Regions from separate parts of the Homo sapiens genome. Here all the other regions are linked to region 3. Evidence: chromatin loops called from intact Hi-C (ENCODE). Cell type or tissue: mammary epithelial cell. All regions are shown on one strand. Each heading gives the region's core, and the rest is flanking DNA. Links, peaks and the distances in the headings are about the cores only.

Region 1 (7,740 bases), core at 1,289-6,288, 350 kb after region 3:
TAATTATCGGCCTTTCTTCTTTTCTACTACACACATTTTAATACCATACATCACCATCTACATAACCGGGTGCACCTCACCCCATCTGTCACCTCTGGTCCTGCACTAGGTCTCTGCAATCTGTGCCTGATACAAACCAGGGTGGCATTTTTGAATTAAATATAATCATGTCCTGTCCCTACTGAAACCCTCCAAGTTTTCTCCAATTCTCTTGAGCTATATAATCCAATGTCCTTCCGTTTCCTAAGAAACCTACATGATCATATGATGCCCCCTCTCCAGTGTCCCTGAAACCCCCCGCTGTGGTGGGGATGTTGCTCTCCCTTGGCTTCCTTTGGCCTGGACTGTTTTCCACTTAGTTGTCCCACGACTTCCTTTTTGTCCTTGATCTCATCTCAAGGATCCCCACCCCCTTCCATCATGGCCCCGGCTTATTTCTTAGAGAGCTGTCACAATCCGCAGCTACCCTGCTTCATTGTGTTTGTGTGTCTTTATCATTTAATTCCTTCTTAGAGAAGGTCTGCTCCCAAGGGAGGAAAACATTTTTATTTTTCTTACCTCTGTTTGTTTTACCACCTCTTATGTGGTAAGAGAAACAGAGGTAAGAAAAATAAAATGTCAGTCAGCATTTGCTGATGGGATAAATGAATGAAGCCAAGCAGTGTCTGAGGGGTCTAAGGGCCTGGTGCCCACAGACAGTGCTGTCAGTCGTCTCTTCACCCACCAGTCCCATCACGGTCTCGTCTCAGTTTTCTTCCTCTGTAATTACTGAATTGAGTGAGTTCACCTTTGAAGGGATAGCTGCTAATGACATCGCCAGATACAGAAGAACATCATGAAGTTATAGAAATATGCAGATGCAGGTATTCCTTATCATCAATGTAGGGTGCTGGGTGCTCCAGGGAGGCCTAGGAACATGGATGGGTCTGGTCCTGACCCCCAGTGCCCCAGCTTCTCACAGCACATGGTGCAGAAAAGCACCTGAGGGTCGGCAGCCGAGCGGGGAAGCAGCAGACACAGGCATGCGCCTGGGAGACTCGGCAGATACCACAGGGAGACTTGAGCCCGGCCCCCAGGGATAGCAGCAGGCACTCTGACCATCTGCATGCATATCTATCTGTATTTATTTATTTTGGGACAGAGTCTCACTCTGTCGCCAAGACTGGAGTGCAGTGGCGCGATCTCGGCTCACTAAAACCTCTGCTTCCTGGGTTCAAGCAATTCTCCTGCCTCAGGCTCCTGAGTAGCTGGGATTACAGGCGTGTGCCACCATGCCCAGCTAATTTTTCGTGTGTATTTTTAGTAGAAACAGGGTTTCATCAAGTTGGCCAGGCTGGTCTTGAACGCCTGACCTCAACTGATCTTCCCACCTCGGCCTCCCAAAGTACTAGGATTACAGGTGTGAGCCACTGCGCCCAGCTATGTGTTTATATTTATGTGCATTTCTGTATTAATTCGAAGTGACTCCCTTAGCCAAGATTCCTGCCACTCCTTTAATGTATGACTCAGGCACTTTGTCCTTGCTTCAGTGACTGTGATTTAGGTGCCTTTGATTGGAAGTTGACTGAAAGTTCTTGTTACAGGCGACAGACCAAGGCCGAGACTGAGAAAGAGACAGGAGAAGGGAGGGGAAGGGCAGAAGTCCACAGCTGGGAGCACAGGGATTCGGGTGACTTATGCTGGGGCCTATTTCTCGTTCATCCCTACAACTGGCTCAGGTCTCTGTGTTTTCCTACTGACATCATCTTCCTCATTACACATCACGCTGAATTTTTCAGTATGTCAATTCACGTCACTTATTTTAATTCCATCCAGTTGCGTGTGACAAACCTGAATATCCCATCCATTTCGTGCCCAGGTTTTTAGACTTTTGCTTCCAGGAGCATTTCCCAACCTTGCTGCTTGTGCACTGCGTGCCTTGGTCCCAGGCTGGAGCATCGTGTGAATGAATCTGTTTCCGGCAGGCATGGGGTGAGGTTTATATCAGCCTTCATTAAGCAGTAATCACAGCCTGCCGCTAGACGCACATTTCCCACACACATGGGATTGCAGGAAGCTAACATTCGCCTCTTCTGTTTTATTTTCTGCCACCCTTGCTTGAAAGTTCAATTCATGAGTAATATATTAGGTGGGAAGATAAGTAAGGTTTATCCTTTAGCTAACATTTATTACAATAATAACAAAGTACATACTATACACCTCATTGTTTATAATTGCAAAGTACTGAGGTTACCTATTTTGATGAAAAATGTCTTAAAACATTAAGATTTTAAGCATGATTACGTCCATATTACTAATATTTTAATTCTGCTACCTTAAATATCTATCATTGACACATTAAATATGCTATTGCAGGAAAGCTGATTTAAAAAAATCACAGCTTTAAATATATATTATATTATTTCACAATGGCTAAAATTCCTTTTATATGTTGAGGTTGCTTTTCATTACTCATGAGTCAAAAGAGCTTTATAATCCTCTTATTGACGGTATCTTTAACTTTTTTAAATGAAAATTTTAGCTGAAGGTGAATATATTTTGCTTAAAAAGTTAACATGGACAATAATACCTCATGTCCCCAATTGATTTGGCCTTGGCATATGACATTTGCTATCTCTTCAGTAAACATATTTGTATAATATCGAGCATATTATGCAATACATATAAGTGTATTTAGCAATTAAGCCAAATAAAATTATGCTTGTTTTAACAGTTCATACCAGTTTTCACATCTAGCTTTGTTGGATATTTTTTACAGTTACGGTTACTTTTAGGGCTGGAGTGAGGTCTGGCTGGTGTACGAATGATCCGTCTTGTTAAAATGAAGAAGCACGAATTACTCAGTGAGGCGTGGCCAACTGTGTTTTTAGAGAAAGTCCCCCGGCGCTCAGGGCTTTGTGTTTTCTGGAATGCGAGGTGACAAGCCCGGTCCCAGGTGGCCCCGGACGCCGCTGGCTGCCACTTTCCCCGCCGTCCCCAGCTGTTGGAGCCGAGGCGGAGGGATGGCGCCGTCCGTCCCAGGAGGGAAACGGTGGCCCCCAAGGCCGGGACGCAGGTGGCGCTGCAGTCGGAACTGGGATGTGGACCCCCGGCCCGGGACGCGGTTAAAAGGTCCAGCAACCCCACAGGCCCGTGGGGTCTGCGCTGCTCCAGGCGCCCGGATTCACCGTCCAGCCGGGGCCCTGACCCCGGGTCCGTCCACGCGGCTGCGATGCTCGGTCATCCTGGCTCCGGCCCACCCCGGGGAGACAGGCCCCTCACCGGCCCCTCTGAGGAGCAGGGCCAACACGCCGCGGGCTCTGCCGGCCCCGCAGGCCTCGGGTTCCATCGCAGCAGCGTGGCCTGATGACTCCATTTTGTCGCTGCGGAGGAGCCGCACCGAGTCCACAGCGCCAGTGCGGGGGAGCCGCGCCGGGGAAGAGGGAGGAGGCGCGTCCACAGCAGCCTCGTGTCTCCACATGGGACGTTTCCTCGGCGGGGACCCGGCGCGCCCAGGGGCTCAGGCTCGCTCAGGCCTACGGAGGCGGGTGTATCCGCGTCCGGCCCGACTTGTGAGGAAACAGCACACGTGAAGCGAGCGGAGTCGGCGCAGCCTGGAACAGGGTGAATCCGCAGAGTCCTCGGCCGCGCATGGCGGCTCTGTCAGCTCCAGGGACACAGGGACCGTCCCCGGGCCCATCAGCGCAATCGGGAGGGCGTCCGTGTGCCCACAGGCCCAGCTACACCTCCACAAAGCTGGGAAAGACGAACACGGGCCACCCTCAGCCACCTGCCCGGACCGCTGCGAGGCCCACGGGAGGGAAGACGCGCCCTGGCACGCGGTGTGGTAACCGCCCTTGGACGCGGCGGCGCTTTGGGCGGGAAGAACCGCGAATTCCAGAACATTTGGGATCATTTGTTAAAAGAAAAATCCTCGGGCGCCACCTAGCGCTGACATGCTGCCTAACTCTTCTCAGCCCTCATTTTAGAGAACGGAAAATGAAGCCCAAGTTATTGACTATAAAATGGGAAAAAACTAAAACATTGCAATATGCAGATTGCATCACACATATTATCTTAGCAGGTTTTCTTGCACTTGCCTTGCAGATAAATAGGACATATCTAGGTGGTGCTGTGTCCAATAAAATAACACATCTGAACTCAGGTAAGGAAGGGTTCTCTCAACAGGGAGAGGTTCCAGCCAGGAGACCCCGAAGCGTCTCCCACTCAGGAAGACATGTGCTTCTCTGATATGAGAAGGAATGACCACCGCCAGAGCGACGCCCTATGGGGGAGGATGGGCGAGATGGTCAGCGGGAGGGGTCTTAGGCTGGGGTTAGCAGACGCTTGGAGAAGCAGGCCAGGGCTTGCTACTCCCTGTACGGAGCACTGGATGGCTCCGTCACTGTGGGTGTCTCGTCCACCGTGGTCAGTTACTTGTGAGACAAGAACAGGGAATTTGGAAGGTCTGAGCTTGGCCTGCCCGGGTAGAAAGAGGACCCCTGGGTCTCCTCTACGACCTGCGAGGAAGGTGATCTTCGCAGGGAACCATTTCTGGAACGTGGAGGGTGGAGCTTCTTGACCATCCTTTTGCAGGGCCTCGAAACTCAAGTGAAGTTCGGTGTCAGTAGAAACTCTGTGTTGCTTCTACGCATGGCTGGACACATGTGCTTCTAGCCTTGGCCACTTGATTCCTGGTTGTATAGGTTTTATGTGTACAGTCATGCATTGCTTAACGCTGGGGGTACATTCTGAGAAATGCATTGTTAGGCAATTTTGTCATTGTGCAAACATCAAAACATCATAGGGTATATGTGAACAGAGTCTAGAAGTTACAGCCTATGACACACCTCAGCCATAAGGTGTAGCCTCGTGCTCCTAGGCTACGAACCTGTACAGCAGATGGCTGTGCTGGAACTGCAGGGAGCTGTAACACAGTGGAGAGTGTGTATCTAAACATAGCTACACGTAGAAGAGGTGCAGTAAAAATATGGTATAAAAGATAAACATGGTGCACCTGTATAGGGCACTTACCACGAAAGGAGCTTGCAGGATGGAAGTTGTTGCTCTGGGTGTTGGTGAGTGAGTGGTGAGTGTCTGTGAAGGCCTAGACTCTCAGACATTTCTGTCCACTACTGTTGACTTTATATACACTGTACACTTAGGCAACACTCAGTTCATCGCAAATATTTCTCTTTTCTCAATAATAAATTAAGCTTAGCTTAACCTTAATGAAATAACTTTTTACTTTATAAACTTTTAAGTTTTTAATCTTTTTGACTCTTTGTAATAACACTTGGCTTAAAACACAAACACATTGTACAGATGTACAAAAATATTTTCTTTCTTTATATCCTTGTTCTATAAGCTTTTTTAATTTTATTTTTACTTTTACTTTTTTTAACCTTTTTTGTTAAAATCTGAGACACAAACACACACATTAACCTAGGCCTACACAGGGTCAGGATCGTCAACATCACTATCCTAACCCTAACCCTCCACATCTTGTTCCCTGGAAGGTCCTCAGGGGCAGTAACACACATGGCGCTGTCATCTCTAATGCCTTCTTCTGGAATCCTCCCCGAAGGGTCTGCCGCAGACTGTTTGACTGTTAACCAGTTTTTTTTTTTAAGTAGAAGGGGTACATTCTAAAATAATGCTAAAAATATAGTGTAGCAGCAGTCCCCAACCTTCTTGGAACCAGGGACTGGTTTTGTGGAAGACAGTTTTTCCATGGACCAGAGTTGAGGGGAATGGTTTCTGGATAAAACAGTTCCAGCTCAGATCATCAGGCATTAGATTCTCATAAGGAGTGCACAACCTAGATCCCTCTCATGCACTTTTCACAACAGGGCTCTCACTGGATTCTCCTGTGAGAATCCAGTGCCGCTGCTGATCTGACAGGAGGCAGAGCTCAGGCAGTGACACTCACTCACATGCCATTCACCTCCTGCTGTGCCACAGTTCCTAACAGGCCACAGGCTGGTACTGGTTTACGGCCTGGGGATTGGGAACCCCTGTAGAATAATAGATACATGAAAGAGCGACACAGTCATTTATTATTAATCATACTGTACATAGTTGTGTGTGCTACACTTTTATACAACTAGCAGTGCGACAGGTTTGTTTACACCAGCGTCAGCACCCACACGTAAGGAAAGTGTTGTATTGGGACCTTAGCATGGTTACAATGGCTGCATCTGTCCTGGGCAGCAGGGATTTTCAGTATATGCAGCCCATTCTTTACCGAAATGTTATGTGGCCCATGAACACATATGCGTATGTATAGATATGACGAACTGTCAGTAGGTGTGCACAAAATTAGGAACCTCTAATCTCCAGAGAAAACAATCCCTACTTTTGCTCAAAATAAAGAAGCACAGGTTAACTAAGACATTGACTTGATGGGGAAACCCTGGTTGTTCCTCTCAGTCTGGCAGTTCTAGGGTCTTGAATTAATGAGAACATCAACTGTGTGAGTTAACATTGTGAGTACACAGTCCTCAAATGGATGCCAGGAAGAACCCAAGAGCTCTGCCCTCTCTCCAGCATCCCCCGTGACTGTCTCACCCGTGGAGACACCGGGCTTGTATCTTTAATGTCTGCTGTATTAGCTGGAATCATTCCCAAGGTGCTGATTTTGTAGAATACAAACTGTAGAATATTGGCAGTCTCACCTGCAGAGAATCAAACGAGTGAGCCGCCAAGGTGCTGTTGAGGATTGCATGTCTGCACCCACAGCCATGCTTGTGACTGCCAGGGAAGCTGGAGGCCACCAAGCCACAGAAAAACAGTGGAACGGAGCCTTTTGGATCTGCTCACAAAATATGGCAACTCTTAGAAAACAAACAAAACTGTGAGGCACAGTCACATTAACCTGCACCCGTGAGGGCATCTCAGTTCTTTGTCTTAAACGCCCCAGAGGAGATGTAAATGAGGGTAATTGACCAAATCCCAGAACTCTTGGCTGGAACTAGGTGGTTCAAAGACATTTTTGGATGAGGTTCTTAAATTCTAATAAATTACTCTACATTTAGAGGTGCTAGTAACTGGGCCTCATCACAAGAGTGAACCCCAGACCTCGCAGGATGAGAGAGACAGTTAATTTTGACAAAGAAAATGCATCTGAACATTAATGTTGTCAATGTCCTAGAATTCCAGGTGTCTTTAATTTAGTCAGCATGTGAAACAAACTTTCTATACATGGTTTTATCTTAACACACAAGCTAAGTCTCCAAAAAAATCTCAGGATTGCAATTAGCTCAAAGAGCTTAAGCTAATCAAATAGCTTTTAAAATTAAGTTTTAATGCCTGCTGCTATATTAATGTGCTATATTTCTGTGGCTGAATCTATGCACATTTTAGAGATTCATTGCTTAAAGTTGTGCTTCCAAAAATTACCCAAAGAAAATTTCACATATCCATAGACATAGGCACACCACCCACCACATATATACACATATGCACACAAGCTCACAGACACCAATACACACACATGAACACATATACAGCATGCACACATATACACACTTGTACACAGGTGCACACACACCCATATATGCAGATATATACACACATGCACATGCATACTTATACACATTTATACATACATGCATATGTGCACACACACCCATATTCACATATACACACCCATATGAACATGTGTATGTATACAAATACACATACACAATTGTACACTTTTATACATACATGCATGTGTGCACACACCCATATAAACACACATACATACTACCTACACAT
Region 2 (7,740 bases), core at 1,289-6,288, 150 kb before region 3:
TTGAAGCTTCATTTCCGATGTCGAGGTTTTAAGAGGCGGGACCTTTAGGAGGTGATGAGGTGATAAGGCTCCTCCCTCACGATAGAATTAAGGCCCTTGTGAAAGAAGCTTCACACAGCATTCCACCTTTTTGCCCTTCTGGCCCTACCACCATGTGAGGATGAAGCACTCGTCCCCTCTGAGGACACAGCGCTTGTCATGGTGCCACCTTGGAAGCAGAGAGCAGTTTCACCAGGTTCTGACCTTGCCAAGCCTTGATCTCAGACTCCCAGTCTCCAGGACTGTGAGAAATAAATTCCTACTATTTATAAATTACCAAGGTTCAGGTATTTGGTTATAGCAGCACAAACAGATGGAGATCATCCCCTTTTCACAGCTTAAAACAAAACAAAAACATTATGGACATGTGTAAATCAACATCCTCTCATTCTAGCTCAAATACAAGGAATAAAAAACTCAGAGAGTTAGAAAAACAGAGCATAGTCAAGAGAGGCGCATTTTCCTTTTTATATTCCCAAATTACCTGGGAAAAAGAATGAAAACTGGGCAAGAAATTGCCCGTAGATTTGTACAAGCTCTGCGAGAAATACGTGAGGTTGAGGCTGCTCTGATTCCTATTGTTCCATATGGGGCTGCATTCTGCGTCTTTTCTGTACTTTTCACTGAGGTACCAGGCTCTTCTTTGAGTGCCCCTGGAATCTTCTTTCTTCCGCATTTGTGGTGACGGATCCTCAGATTTGCCTGCTATACTTTCTAGACATTCACAAGAGAACTAAGAGAACTTTTCCCCACCTTTAATTCATACTAATTCAACATGTGAGCGATTTATTAATAGCTGTTAACACTGTATGTGCTTACAAACAAGATACTTTCAATTTAATAAAAATTTTGCTTCTCTAAATAAATTGCAGTATTATCAAAGTGAAGTCAGGAATTTGGGACATTTGTTTTAGGCTGGCAGATGAAAACCGGTTCTATCCTGAAGTCAGCCTATCTTAAGCACACACTATCTAACACATATACACAAACTCTGCCAGTTTGGGGGTTGTTTGGGGGTTCAGACTACGGGTCCTTTCCTATTCTGAAAAAGCTAAGCCTCTTGCTATGATGTCACATGAGGAGTTCACCAGAACTTTACTGTGGTCTAAATAAGCTGAAGAAGTCTTCCAGATCCTAAGGAAGCCTTGTTTCCCCATCTGTGCTGGGTGCCTACCCGAGATGACATTTCAAACGTCTTTTCTGTTAGAGAACAAGGGAGAGGCTAGAGGTGTGGCTACTTTGAATCAGACCCTGACCACAGGCCCTTCTCTGTTGCTCTGGGGACACCAGAGTGTCGATGAGCTGTAACAGCAGCTGCCTCCAGACTGCAAAGGCTCTTACTTGGACTCTAGGATATTTAGCTTACACTTAACGCAAAGGGCTACTGCTACTTTACGAGTCCTTGCAAGTCTGTAAGACACCATACTCACCGGTGCACCGCCAGACTAGTTATGCACTAGTCTATCGAATTGCACTCCAGGCAGAAGGAACTGTTTGAATCTGACCTTTCTGTTGCCGGATGCTGGCCACGTTTTGCTACAGCACAAGGTGCTCAGTCTGGGTCTGATTCGGCTGATATTCCTGGTCCCAATGCTGACTCAACAGTGCTCAGTGACTGGTCTCGTGCGAGACACATGGGGAGGTTTAAGTTCTCTCAAATGTAAAATCAGCTCAGGTGCCAGAACCCGAAGCTGTTATGCAAACTGCATAATTGGCCATTGTCTTACGAAGGGAGAATGTCTAATTGATGGCTAATATGCATTGGGGGTCTGTCGTGTCACGGGCCAAATTTGGAAGAATAGAGGCTTTCTAATATCAATGAGAACTAAAATATCACTTGGGAAACGAACTGCTGTCTTACTAGAGTCACTGCCATTGTCTTTACAGATTTCTGTAATGCACTGTAGACTGCATTACAGACCTAACAAGATGAAACATATAAAGGAAGTAAAAAGGGCTAATAAAGTTTGAACTGCGGAAGTCGAAGCCCCGTTACTGCTGCAGAGGAACTCCTATTCGCTGTTTCAGCAACAAACAACCCTCCAAGACTTAGAAAATAAGAAAGAAAGAAAATGGGGTGTCCTCAATAGGATTATTCCTGTCCCCCAGTTGTACGATTGAGTGGATTTTTCATGCCATCAGCAAGCTCATTTGAACAAAAGAATACTCTGAAAACCTTGGAATTCTACTACATTTGCTATAGGGTCAAATAGTTCAGGAAATGACACAAAGGTGTGCTGTTTGTCAGCAAAGTTATTTGTGGGAAACACCCAAGTTAAGTCGAAGAAGCCCGCTGAGGCCAACATGATCTGAGAACTGGACAAACATGGACTTTACAGAAGTTGTGCCCTCGGAAGTTAAGAATTATTGTTTAGCAGGGATGTGTATGATGCCTGGATGGCCGGAGGGCGTTCACGTGCTAAAGCAAATGCTCAAACAATGATCATATCATTACTGAATTTTATCATTCTAACCTTTGGGATTCCAGAACATGTAAAATCCAGTAGATAAGCCATTTGGTTTCTACGGGGCTAATTTAGGGGCTCTTTAAAACACTACAGAGGTCTTTAAATTATTATACTCTTTATTATCACCAAGCTCCTGGGCTGGTAGAATGACTAAACCACAGTGTATTAGTCCATTCTCACATTGCAATAAAGAACTACCTGAGACTGGGCAATTTATAAAGAAAATAGGTTTAATTGGCTCATGGTTCTTCAGGCTGTACAGGAAGCATGCTGAGGGGGAGGCCTCAGGAAGCTCACAATCATGTCAGAAGGCGAAGGGCAAGCTGGAACATCTTACTTGGCTGGAGAAGGAGGAAGAAAGGGAAGCATGAGGTGCTACACACGCTGGAGAAGGAGGAAGAAAGGGAAGCATGAGGTGCTACACACTTTTAAACAACCAGATCTCGTGAGCACTCACACACTACCATGACAACAGCCAGGGGGAAATTCACCTTCATGATCCAATTGCCTCCCACCAGGCCCCTCGTCCAACACTGGGAATTACAATTTGACATGAGATTTGGACGGGGACACAAATCCAAACCATATCACACACCCTAAAGAATTATTTGGTTAACTTACACCAAACCAATGGCTTATTCGAGTGTTGTTACTGGTCCTGTTAAAAATAAGATCAACTCCTAGCAAGCATGCTATTTCGCCTTTGGAGTTAACATCTAGTGACCTATGAATTCAGGATTTAAGTTCACTGCTTACCTATAAAGGAAAACACCATAGATGTACTACTTAACTGGGTTGCCATCTTTCTAGGCTTATTCTGCCATCACGTGGCAGATGCTGGAAAAGTCCCCAAGGAGACGTGCTATCAATTTTGACCAGAAAAAAGCTACATAGAGTTCCAGTGACAAGACTGGATGATCATTGTGCTAAGAAAGACCCCGCCAGGGGTGGATCAGGAGGTCAGGAGATCGAGACCATCCTGGCTAACACGGTGAAACCCCGTCTCTGCTAAAAATACAAAAAAAATTAGCCGGGCCTGGTGGTGGGCACCTGTAATCCCAGCTACTCAGGAGGCTGAGGCAGGAGAATGGCGTGAACCTGGGAGGCGGAGCTTGCAGTGAGCCGAGATAGCGCCACTGCAGTCCAGCCTGGATGACAGAGTGATACTCCGTCTCAAAACCAAAAAAAGAAAGACCCCGCCAGGTGTTGCTGATAACTCGCCCACCATCACAGTGAAGGAGAAGCTCGGCTTCACGAGAGCTTCGCCTGTGACCGCACCTGTGACTGAAATGGCCGTGACTCCTGGTAAGGACTCGAGGTTGAATCCCCAGACAGTAACGTCCAGGTCAAGGGTTTATAACTAAGAATAATCACAATACTATAAAACAAGGGGTACACTGAAAAACATAGAATCTAGTTATGAAAACTAATAAAAATAAGCATTAAATATCTTTCAGATTATGAGTTTTAAAAATGAGACAGCATCCTGTAAATAGTTTAATGATAAACCATAAACTGGAACAATCTATCAGAAAAGCAAAGCAGCAATATAGATTTGAACTATTGAAAAGTTTATATTCTTTGGCTTTAAATATCTTTATAAATACATTTAAAACAAATTTATATTTATTATATGAATACATTTATTAAATACAGATAATAAAACTTGTTTAATCCTAAACGAGTCCTGTTCAGAATTCCTTCCTTATTTTGTCATGCTTTAAGGCCCATGAAAAGCTTAGGCAAAACTCTGGGTGGGCTTTTGTTACATTCCAGCCTTTGTGAAAGGGCACTGGCTTTTTTAGCTTTTAATATTTAACTTAACCACTCAGTCAGTACTGAAACAGTTGTGAAGGAGGCCTGCATTAGTGAGACCTGGCCCGCCACAATCCCCACTGTCAATTTGCACATGATTTCTACCATGCTTGTATATTTATTTATCACGAGAATCGTAGGGAGATGGGGCATTGTAATCTTCCTGGCTGCTTCCTGCTGAGAGGGGGTCGTCGTGATGGGGCACTGTGTGCAGCACTGGAGTGGGAGAGGTCGATTTCTTCCCAGCGGCACTCTCTGTTTCAGGAGCTTAGCGGCAGCGCCTGCTGAAACGTAATAGTATGCAACAGTAACACATGTAAACAGGTTGTTGCTGTTTTCTTCTGAGGTTTAAGTTGTCTAGTCTTCAGTTCACAGGGCTTTATGAAAGCACAGCTTAGGTTTCCGTGATTTCCAATCAGGAAAAATGGGGAAAAAGGAAAAAACTGAAAACATTATTTTGGAGACCTGTAGCCAGAAAAATTAGAATTTAATCTCAACCATAGAAAATAATAAAAACTGGAAAACATCAGGCAAGACTAGAATTTAGCAAGAAGTGTACTATAGTTTCTGAAACATAATTTTTATCTCTCCAGTTTCCCATTTTTATTAAAAGACAAATCATGGTAGGACTAATTTGCTTTATTATAATTGGTCAGATTATCTGTATAAAGTGCAGCAAGAATAATTATTTTCACATCAGCCTTTTAAACTGGCTTTTATGGAACTTTGTTCTGTAGAAGGAATCTGAGATAAGGCTTTTTTAAAGCCAAGCCCAGCCATGGATTTGTACCATCAAATACCTATGAGTTGGGTGAATTCCTCTCCTTTTGAGGTTCCAAGATAACTTGGGGTTCCTGGCCTGTCAGAAAGTGACATTCTTTACTTACCACAGATCAGAAACCCTGTACAGGGACTGTGTACATGGAATAGGAGGCCAGTTTCCCAAGGGCTTTATTGGCTTTATGAGTTAAGTTTGATTCCTAAAAGGAAAGAATACAATTCCAGTCAAAGCCTTGGTAAAATAACCAGTTTTTCCAATTGTGTCCTGTTACAAAAGAAGACAGATTCTTACTACACTTACACAAATAAGTATATTGCCGTAACTTGAGAATACTCACAAATAGTTTCCAAATTCTGGAGAATACCAAGTAGAGAGAAACAAATATACTCCAAATTTTGTTCATGGGAGTATACTAAGTTGTTAAAAAGCTGTCAATAGCTCAAAAGAAAAGTTTCCTTGACTCTGAAAAGCAAAACAAAGGATTGGCAATATTTTAAGCAAAATGCCAAAAGGATCACTCCAGTCTCCTATTGGTTCAGTTTATGCAGTTAATTCCTGTCCTGCTTGATATTAATGAAAATTTTAGCTCTTCAAATTCCTGAATGTTTTTCCTCTATTCTGATGTCAAAATCTCCAAAGTTATCAGAAACCTGCATTCAAGAGCCCCTGTTAGAGCTTCATAGCTGATTATAAAACCACCTTCTAAATGTAATAGAAAAAAATTTTCTCCTGTCTTTGTTATCTCTGTGTTTCTTTTCTGTTTGCTTCTTTCGACCTTTATGCTACAAAGGCTTTCTTCAAATTTGATATTTGACATTTTTCATTTAATTGCATCACTCTCCCAAGCTGAACGAAAGCCCTGGCTCAAAATATGAGCCTGTTAATCAGTTTCACTCTTGATGTGAAAAAGGTAAATTATCTGGAGCAGTTTGCAAAGGACTTACAAAGGACAGAGTGCTTGAGCTGAGACCCAAAAGATGAATAGATGTTTGCCAGGTGGGGAAGGTAATGAGCCAAAGGAGCCGTGTATTTCTAGAACATATCACAGTGCCTGGCCCAGAGGAAGCACTCAAGGGTTATTTTAGAATTGAATGAATGTTCATAGTTATGGTGGCATGAATATCATGGTTTTTTTAGGAAATTCCAAGACAATTTATTTCTATTGTAGTTCAAATATGTTGGCAATACGTTCTCTTTTTAACGAAATGTCTTAATTCCTTATAATTATGATATGCCTAGTCGTGTTTCTCTTTTATTCATCTTGATGGTGTTTTGCTGAGATTCTTGAATCAGTGAATTTATCTTTCAACAATTTGAGAAGGCTTCAACTATTATTTCAAGTGTTTTTTGTTCATTCTGTCTCTTCTGTTATGGTGAAACTTCAACTACGTGTTAATTATTTTAGAACTTTTGTTATTGTCCATTAGTCTGTTCACAGTCGTATCTTTTTTTCTCTCTCTACAGGTGTACTTTGTTTTTTGAGTTTCACTTTATTGTGCTTTGCAGACAATGTGGGTTTTTGTTTGTTTGTTTTTGCAAATTGCAGGCATGTTGCAATCCTGTATTGAGCAAGTCTATTAGCACTGTTTTCCCAACTGCATGTACTCACTTCATGTACCTGTATCAGCATTTCTTGGCAATAAAGTATTTTAATTAAGGGATGTACATTGTTTTAGACATAATGGTATTGCACACTTAATAGACCACAGGATAATGTAAACATAACATTTATATGCACTGGGAAACAAAAAAAGTTTGTGTAACTCACTTTATTATGACATGTCCTTACTGTAGGGGACTGAAGACAAACCTGCAATATCTCTGAGGTATGCTTGTATATATAAGTTCTTGTCATCTCCAAGCAGACACTTTTACTTCTTTTTCTCTTTGGTTGCCTCTTTTTGTTTTTTGTTTTGTTTTTTTTTTTTAGGTGGAGTTTCACTCTTGTGGGCTAGAGTGCAATGGTGTGATCTTGGCTCACTGCAACCTCTGCCTCCCGGGTTCAAGTGATTCTCCTGCCTCAGCCTCCCAAGTAGCTGGGATTACAGGCATGCACCACCACACCCAGCTAATTTTGTATTTTTAGTAGAGATGGGGTTCCTCCATGTTGGTCAGGCTGGTCTCAAACTCCTGACCTCAGGTGATTTGCCTGCCTCAGCCTCCCAAAGTGCTGGGATTACAGGTGTGAGCCACCACGCCTGGCCTGGTTGCTTCTTTCTTTCTTTTTTTTTTTTTTTTGCCTAATTGTTCTGGCTAGGACTTCCAGTATGCTGCTGAATAGAAGTGGTGATAGTAGGCATTCTCTTTTCTCTAATCTTAAAGAAAAAGGTTTCTGCATTTCACTAATCAATATGATGGTAGCTGTGGGCTTCCATGTAAGGCTTTTATGTAACTTATTGAGAGTTTGTATCATGAAAGTATGTTGAATTTTGTCAAATATTTTCTCTGTAACTATTGAGATGATCATGTGGTTTTTGTCTCTTTTCATTCTGTTAACAGGATGTATCACATTTATTTATTTGCATATGTTGAACCATTCTTGCATCCCAAGGATAAATGTTTGGGATGTATAATACTTTAATGTGCTGTGAAATAAGGTTTGCTAACATTTTGTTGAAGATTTTTGCTTCTTTGTTT
Region 3 (7,740 bases), core at 359-5,358:
CGAAGGCCCCAGCCCCGCCGCCTCCGCGCGGCCCAGGGCGCAGTCCCGCCCGAGGAGCTGCAGGCCCTTGTGCTCCGCCGAGTGGTGCTTCCGCAGCTCCTGGACGAGTTCCACCACCAGCCGCAGCAGCGCCTGTCCGTCCGCCGGCTCCCGGGGCTCCGCGCCCCCCCGGCCGCGCCCCGCCGCCCCCAGCACCAGCAGCAGCCCCAGGAGGAGGGGGTGCCCGGGTCCGCGCATCGTGCGCTCGGGGCCGCGGGGCTGGGAGACTCCGACACGCGCCGAGAGCTGGGCTCGCTGCGAGAGAAGGGGCGCGGGGGGCCGGAGAGAAAGTCAGCGGGGGAGGGGGACGGAGCGCGGGGCGGGGGAGGGGAGGGGAGGCGGGAGGAGCCGCTGGCGCTGGACCCGGCCCCTCACCTCCGCGGACCCCGAGGAACAAGCCGGCAGGTGAGGGAGCCGCGGTCTCCTCGACGATCACGCCCGAGGTCCCGCCCACGGGGAGCGACCGCCGCTGGTGCGGAAAGGAGCCCCCGGAACCCGCCCGCCCGCCAGCCCGGCCCCTCCTAACTTTCGCCCGAAAGGCCGCGTCCGCCGAGCGCGCTGCGCCTGGCGCGGGCGCAACTTTCTTTCCCCTTTGGAAGCCGCGGGTGCCAGGCAGCTCCCCGGCCGCGGGCGGACCTCGGAGGGGCCGCGCTCCCGCGCCTACCGCTCTCCAAGAAGGCGGCGCCGCGCGCCGGGCCCGGCGGCCGCGCTCAAGTTTCCAGCGTCGCCTTTGCGCGGTGGTCGCCGGCGAGCGCCGAGTCCCCGAAGCCCACGGAGGAGGCCGGGTGCGGACCCTCGCGCTGGCCCCGGCCGCGCCACGTGCTGGAAGCCCCTCCACCTCCCGGCCATGGCGCCCTCCCGCACCTGCCCGGCGCCACCCGGGAGCCACCTGCGCGTCGTGGCCGGGCCGGTTACCTGGAGCCGCCGGAGTCGTCGCCGTCTGTGCGCACGTCTGTCCCCGCGCCCCGAGCTGCGCCACTACTCCATGCCCGGCGGGCGGAGCGCACGGGACGCGGGGACTCGGCCGCTCCGAGCGCTGGACCCACGGCCGACCTGGGGTGCGCCGGCTCCGAGTCCCGCCTCAGACCTCGGGGAGCTTCTTATCCCCGCGCCCGCCGACGTCAGGCGGGTCCCCAAGGGCTCCGAGCGGGGCTTTAATTAGAAGCCGCTGAAGTGTTAGTACCCCCATGCGGATCTTCGTCAGTCCCCCCGCCTCACCTCGCTCTCGCCTCCCCCCGTCTCCCGCTCCCCCTCAACTCCGCCCCCGCCCCCGCCCGGTCCCCCCACCCGCATCTCCACCGCGTCTCCCCCTCGCCCGCGCCCCGTCTCCCGCGCCCCTTCCCTCCCCACCTTCCCCATCTCCCGTCTCCTCCTCTCCTGCCCCACCTTCCCCCACTCCCCGTCTCCTCCTCTTCCCCCTGTTCTCCTCCCCCCGCCCCTCCCCCAGTCTGTTTCCCTCCGTTCCTGTCACTTGTGACAGGATGAGAAGAAACGCCTTTACCAGGAACTCGGTTCTGTTTTTGTCTAAATGTAGATCTTGGGCTATTAAAAAGGGAGCTGCCTGATTGCTTCGACATTTAATAAGTCAATTAGAGTCCATCCGTTTTGGAGGGATCCGCTCTCCGGACCTCGAGGGGTCTGCCCCGCCCGAGCCCAGTCCCCAGGTTCGGGTCCCCAAGCCCTGGTCCCCGAGGCGGGGCGGCCAGGAGGCAGGAGATGGGCGGGTGAGGACTCTCCACGGCCCCCGAGGTGCGCACAGCTGACCACCCGAGGAGGGGCAGGACCTGCACCCCCTCCCCAGACCCCCTGCGAGAGGACGAGCGAAGGTCCCTCCCCGGCAAGGACCGCGCCATCTGCGCGCTCCTCTGCGCTGGACCCTCGGCCCGCGGGTCCCTCGCGCCCCGGCAGGGAACGCCCGCAGGAGGGCACTTGCCTCCCGGACTCGTCTTTAAGAAAGTTTGGCTCTTTGGCCGAAGCCCGGCACATCTGTGAAAGTTCAGCAATTTGCCTCTTTTATTTTATTCTTGTAAAATGTATTATCAATCAGTTGCGCACTTTCCCATTCGATTGGTGCTTTCTGGGCAAGAGCTGGACGTCTTCCAAGTCCGCGATCTGTTTGGGAAAGGTGTTCTGAGTGCAATCAGAGAGGCGGAGTGGGCGAGAATTAAAGGCCTGCACCATGATCGGGGCAGTCGCAGGACCGCGGCGGGAAGGTGCTGGCCCAGGCGCACGTGAGCGCGGGCGGTGCGGGCGGAAGGCTCCGCGCCCCGATCCCCCAGCTCCCGGAGAGGCCCCGTCTGCGCCCGTCCCCGCGTCCTTTCTCTCTTCCTGCACGGGGTCTGTCTCCTCAGGAGGAGAAAGTGTCCGGCAGAGCTGGGCGGGGAGGCAGCGTGGAGAGAGAAGATATGAAATGTGCCGGTTCCGGACCCCGCCCCACACCCTTGGGATCTGCGTTCTCTCCGCTCCCTTGAAAAACAGATGGTTTGATTTCACAGCGAGGCTTTTCTTTTTCTTTTTGCAAGCTACATGACTGAAATGTGAACATTTCTGCTAAAATACACTCAGGAAAAAGTAAAATTTTATGTCAAACAGACCTTAGGCACATAAAAGGAGGCATTTTTCGTTTCTCTCTTTCCCCTTCCCATGTCCAAGAAGACACTTGAGTTCCACGGGCAAGAGCGACGCCTGGCGATGGAACCGGCCCTCCCCGGCCCTGCTCCCGGTCCTGCTTGCCGGGCCCACCTCGCAGCTGGTGGACACCGCAGTTCCCAGAAAAATAGAACCATGAGAAGATTTTACTGTTGTAAAATAGCTTGGTGTAAGACAGTTTTTCAAAAAAATCTTTGTATGGTAAAAAGAAGAAAACACATTTCACGTATTATTTTAAATTTACATAGACCTATTAGAATAGTATTTTATAAAATCAAAAGCTAAATTTCTTCTATAAAATGCTAGTAGGATCTATTTCCCCCAACACACACAAATTCTACCTACCGAGGAAGCCTTGCTAGTAATTAATATTATGTCTTTTCTTTTGCAGTTTTTAATGGGACAAATGGATTCCTTGAATGAGCCCTTTCTACCATCCAAGTGTGGGCCAAGACTTCCGCCCAGGTTAGTAGAGGTTTGGTGGATAATCAACAGCAACAGAGCTGATGCTTGGTTGGTCTTTGGATTAATGAGATCTTACAATTAAGAGTCAGACAATTTATGTGTTCATTTATTTTTACAAAGTTCTCTGCCAAAATTATCTAGGTGCTGCTCATTTTATATTATAGAAACAATTTTTACAGACTAACAAACTTAGAGTGTACCACCGATTTGTTAATCTTTATTGAATTTTTAAGTTAATGGTATTGTCAAGACGAACCCCTTGGAGTTCTCCAGTCATCAGAAATAGGTGTGCAGTCATCCCTTGGTATAGCGTGGGACTGGTTCCAGCAGATACCGAAATCCAGGCACATTCACGTCTCACAGTGGGGCCTGTGGAACACGCAAATACGGAAAGTTGCCCTCCCTCTGTGTGCGTTTCGCATCCTCCAGCTGCTGTGTTTTCGACCCACGTTTGAAAAAAAATATGTAAGTGGACCCCTTCAAACCCGTGCTTTTCAAGCAGGAAGCCAAAAAGAAAAGAGATACAATTAGCAACAAACTATATTCTAGAATTACTGGAAAAATTTTTTTCTAGATTTGATTTAGTTTGGTTATCTTTTTGAGAAAACTGTGTTGGATCATAGGAAGAAAACCGAGCAGAGGAAAAAAACCTGTATTTAATCTACCCTAACAGTACTATATATAGGTCCTGAGATGGGTGAGTTGATTTTTTCAATTCATAAACAGGTTAAAGTTCTGATGTTTTGACTGCAATCATTTTTTTTCTTCATCCAGAGGGTACGTATTTAATTTTAGATGAATATTAGCTGCCCTCAAAGACTTCTAAAATACCTGTGTTAACCACATGCTTTAAAATGAATTGTTATATTTTTCAATCATTATGGCAATCATTTAACAATCTAACGAAGTTTGTATTGTAGAAAAAAATCACCTTTCATAAAGGATAACATCATGTACTATAAACAAATATTGCTTACTGTTTAATATTTACCAATTCTGCTTTTTTAAGCTATCAAAATGCTATTAGTGTGCTAGGCACGTACTAGACAGTGTTTAAAGCATTTAGGAAGACAAGCTTTCTAACAGGATTAATTTTCCTAGTATAAATGTAATAAATATAGACTCTTACAAGTGATAATGTATGCATGATATCTGCAGCTTATTCTAGATCAATGAAGTACAGCATTCTATGTAACACTTCTCCCCTTCTAGGGAGGAAGAAGATGATTCCAAAAACATGGTCATCCACCCCTTCCCATTCTTCAACACTGCTTTTGCATCTGCAGATGCACACGGCTATGCATGTTCAGGAGAGAAATTAGGTGAAAGTTGTATTTAAAGGGTTGGGATAAGATAGCATGGCTGATTTACTTTTTTAAAAAATTTATTGTTCCAGGCCAAGATAAAGAGGACTTTTCATGGGGAAAGGCTTAAAGGAAGTATGGACTTTACGTTGTTCCTTCAAACTGGATTTTAGTTATAAATTCTGAAACCACTGTGATGCTTACTTGCCATTTGGAGGCACCAATCTGACATCTTTTGATGGAAGTAGTAAGAATAAATTTGAAAGAACACACCAATCATCAACATATCAGAAAAATATTATCCATGACAATATTTCAACAAAATATAGTCATAGATGCTGAGTAACAACACCAATATATCTGCATTCCATCTGTTTTCTGCAGGAAATCAGATATCCTGATCAGAAGTGACACACACAATGATCTAGGTTCATCACAGAGACATCCAAAGTGTCATAAAGGCACCACCTACCAAAGTGGGTTGTTGTTTGTTTCTAGGATAAGCTAAGCACAGTGATGGGGATGCCTCCTGGATAGAGGGAACTGCATATGCAAACTTCCAAGGAGGAGGCCCCAGAACCTCTTGGATCTGCTGGGAAGACTGGGCTGTAGGAAGAGGGTGGGAGGAACAGATGGAGAGTCACCTCACCTGAACTCCACTTTCTTTCAAGAATGCAGCATAGCGGACTGCAAAGGACGTGGGCTTCAAAGCCACAGAAATGGGCTCAGGTTCTGATTCCTGCTCACATCTGTGTGAACCTGGGCAAGACAACTTCTTTGAGCCCAGTTTTTTCATGTCGGAAATGACAGGAGTACGTACAACCTCAGAGGTTTTATAAACATTAAATAAGATAAAGTATGTTAACTTTTTAGTATAGTTTAAATTTCTTTTAACTGACCAATTATTGCTATTACTGCCTTTCAGAGTGTCTGCTGTCATAATGGCCTCTTTTTTCCTGTATTTTATCCCTTACAATATGGCATGAAAGAGAGCATTATCCAATCCTAGAGAATGTCTGGGGCATCAGAATTTGGTGACTTGTTCACAGCTGCATAGAAAATCTATAGTTAGAAGTGGACTGAAATATCCTGAATTAGTAAGTTTCCATGTGACCAGCACTCAGAACAGTGGGTGAGGGCTCAGTCCAGTGGAGTAGGATTCAGACCTGTGGGTGAGGGCCCCTGCTGCTGCCCCAGGCCCAGTGCCTGTGCTGTTAGGATGGTATATAAGTGTGGTTGGCTAGGATATACTAGGGCTATGAATTCATAAGAACAGTCTATATTTTGCTCACCTGACCCTTCCTTAAAACCGTGGGGACATTTCAAGACTGCTGTCTCTGATATTTTTGCCACTATTATAATGCAGTCCATTAGGCAAAGAGTGCTTGAGACACTGTCTTAGTCCATGTGTGCTCCTAGAACAATATATCATACACAGGTAGTTTATAAACAACAGGAACATATTCCTCACAGTTCTGGAGGCTGGCAGTCCAATATCAAGGCAGGCTGGGTGTTTGATGAAGCTCCCCTTCCTCGTAGATGGCGCTTTCTCTCTTGAGTCCTCACAGGGGCCCACCTTCCTCACAGATGGCGCTTTCTCACTGAGTCCTCACGTGGGGCCCGCCTTCCTCATAGATGGCGCTTTCTCACTGAGTCCTCACACAAGGCCCCCCTTCCTCATAGATGGCGCTTTCTCACTGAGTCCTCACACGAGGCCCGCCTTCCTCATAGATGGCGCTTTCTCACTGAGTCCTCACACGAGGCCCACCTTCCTCACAGATGGCGCTTTCTCACTGAGTCCTCACACGAGGCCCGCCTTCCTCATAGATGGCGCTTTCTCACTGAGTCCTCACGTGAGGCCCGCCTTCCTCATAGATGGCGCTTTCTCACTGAGTCCTCACACGAGGCCCACCTTCCTCACAGATGGCGCTTTCTCACTGAGTCCTCACGTGGGGCCCGCCTTCCTCATAGATGGCGCTTTCTCACTGAGTCCTCACACAAGGCCCGCCTTCCTCATAGATGGCGCTTTCTCACTGAGTCCTCACACGAGGCCCACCTTCCTCACAGATGGCACTTTCTCACTGAGTCCTCACGTGGGGCCCGCCTTCCTCATAGATGGCGCTTTCTCACTGAGTCCTCACGTGAGGCCCGCCTTCCTCATAGATGGCGCTTTCTCACTGAGTCCTCACACGAGGCCCACCTTCCTCACAGATGGCGCTTTCTCACTGAGTCCTCACGTGGGGCCCGCCTTCCTCATAGATGGCGCTTTCTCACTGAGTCCTCACACAAGGCCCGCCTTCCTCATAGATGGCGCTTTCTCACTGAGTCCTCACACGAGGCCCGCCTTCCTCATAGATGGCACTTTCTCACTGAGTCCTCACGTGGTGGAGGGTGCAAGGGGACTCTCTGGGGTCCCTTTTCTAAGGACAATAATCACATTCATGAGGCTCCATCCTCAGGACCCCATCACCTCCCAAAGGCCCCACCTCCTGACACCATCACTCTTGGGATCAGGTTTCGGCACAAGCACTTTGGAGAGACACAGACGCTGAGACCACAGCAGACAGGCAGCACCAGTGTAAGGCAGACCAGTTACTGGCCCCGGGAGAAACGGGAGGCAGGGGTGCCCAACCGTTTGGCTTCCCTGGGCCACACTGGAAGAAGAAAGAAGAAAAATTATCTTGAGCCACATGTAAAATACACTAACACTAACAATAGCTGATAAGCTATAAAAAAAATCACCAAAGAAATATCATGTTTTAAGAAAGTTTGCAAATTCCTGTTGGGCACATTCAAAGCTGTCCTGGGCTGCATGTGACCCATGGGCCATGGGTTGGACATGCTTGGAAATGGACGTCAAACAGAAACAGTCTGCACCTCCAGGAAGGAAGGGAGAATTTGTGCTGAGAACTTTTGATTTGCTCACACATCCCATAGCCATTGCTTGAGTCCTCGGGTGCTCAGGGACAGAGGGGAGAAATTCTGTCCACAAGAAACCTGCATTGTTTGGTGTAGTGTGTCCCGTGTGTCGTGTGCTCCTGGAGTCTGGACGGAGTGTAGGGTGTGGGGCCACTCCCTTGAGGCTGGTTTATGGATGAAAGGGGCAGGGAATGCACATGTAAAGAAGCCAAGGTGCCGGGTCACAGTGCGCTTGGAATGTGTGAGGGTCCCTTCTGCAACAGAGTGTAGGAGAGAGAAGAGGACAAGAGGCTGTTCTCAATGCCACTCTCAGTACTCTGAACTTCATCCTGCAGGCAGTGGTAAATGATTGACAAGCCTTGAG

The links. Hi-C counts contacts between places; a loop is a spot of excess contacts. Peaks named below come from ENCODE experiments on the same cell type or tissue, not always from the same donor. Only the 100,000 strongest peaks of a DNase experiment are listed, where the experiment ranks them.
Region 1: a loop joins it to region 3, with 9 times the contacts of the local background. A loop is called at or near these places in 12 of 110 quality-filtered maps.
Region 2: a loop joins it to region 3, with 8 times the contacts of the local background. A loop is called at or near these places in 2 of 110 quality-filtered maps.

The regions. Positions count from the first base shown.
Region 1 is chr2:633,241-640,980 of GRCh38, forward strand. No RefSeq gene overlaps it. Among named protein-coding and RNA genes, the nearest start is that of TMEM18-DT, 40 kb to the right of the region's middle. In mammary epithelial cell, for the core only: a CTCF peak has its summit at 3,936 (motif pointing left); no DNase peak of the experiment used is centred there.
Region 2 is chr2:138,947-146,686 of GRCh38, forward strand. No RefSeq gene overlaps it. Among named protein-coding and RNA genes, the nearest start is that of FAM110C, 96 kb to the left of the region's middle. In mammary epithelial cell, for the core only: a CTCF peak has its summit at 3,336 (motif pointing left); a DNase peak (open chromatin) is centred at 3,315.
Region 3 is chr2:287,599-295,338 of GRCh38, forward strand. ALKAL2 (ALK and LTK ligand 2) reads right to left here and starts at 493. Exons shown (of 6, transcript NM_001002919.3): 1 at 415-493; 2 at 1-294. The coding sequence starts at 237. LOC101927262 (a long non-coding RNA gene) reads left to right here. Exons shown (of 3, transcript XR_007085917.1): 2 at 3,080-3,153; 3 at 4,550-7,740. It overlaps LOC105373346 (a long non-coding RNA gene), which reads right to left. Exons shown (of 6, transcript NR_189079.1): 6 at 3,343-3,522. RefSeq lists a silencer at 8-57. In mammary epithelial cell, for the core only: a CTCF peak has its summit at 2,730; no DNase peak of the experiment used is centred there; H3K4me3 peaks cover 1,151 bases; H3K27me3 peaks cover 1,043 bases.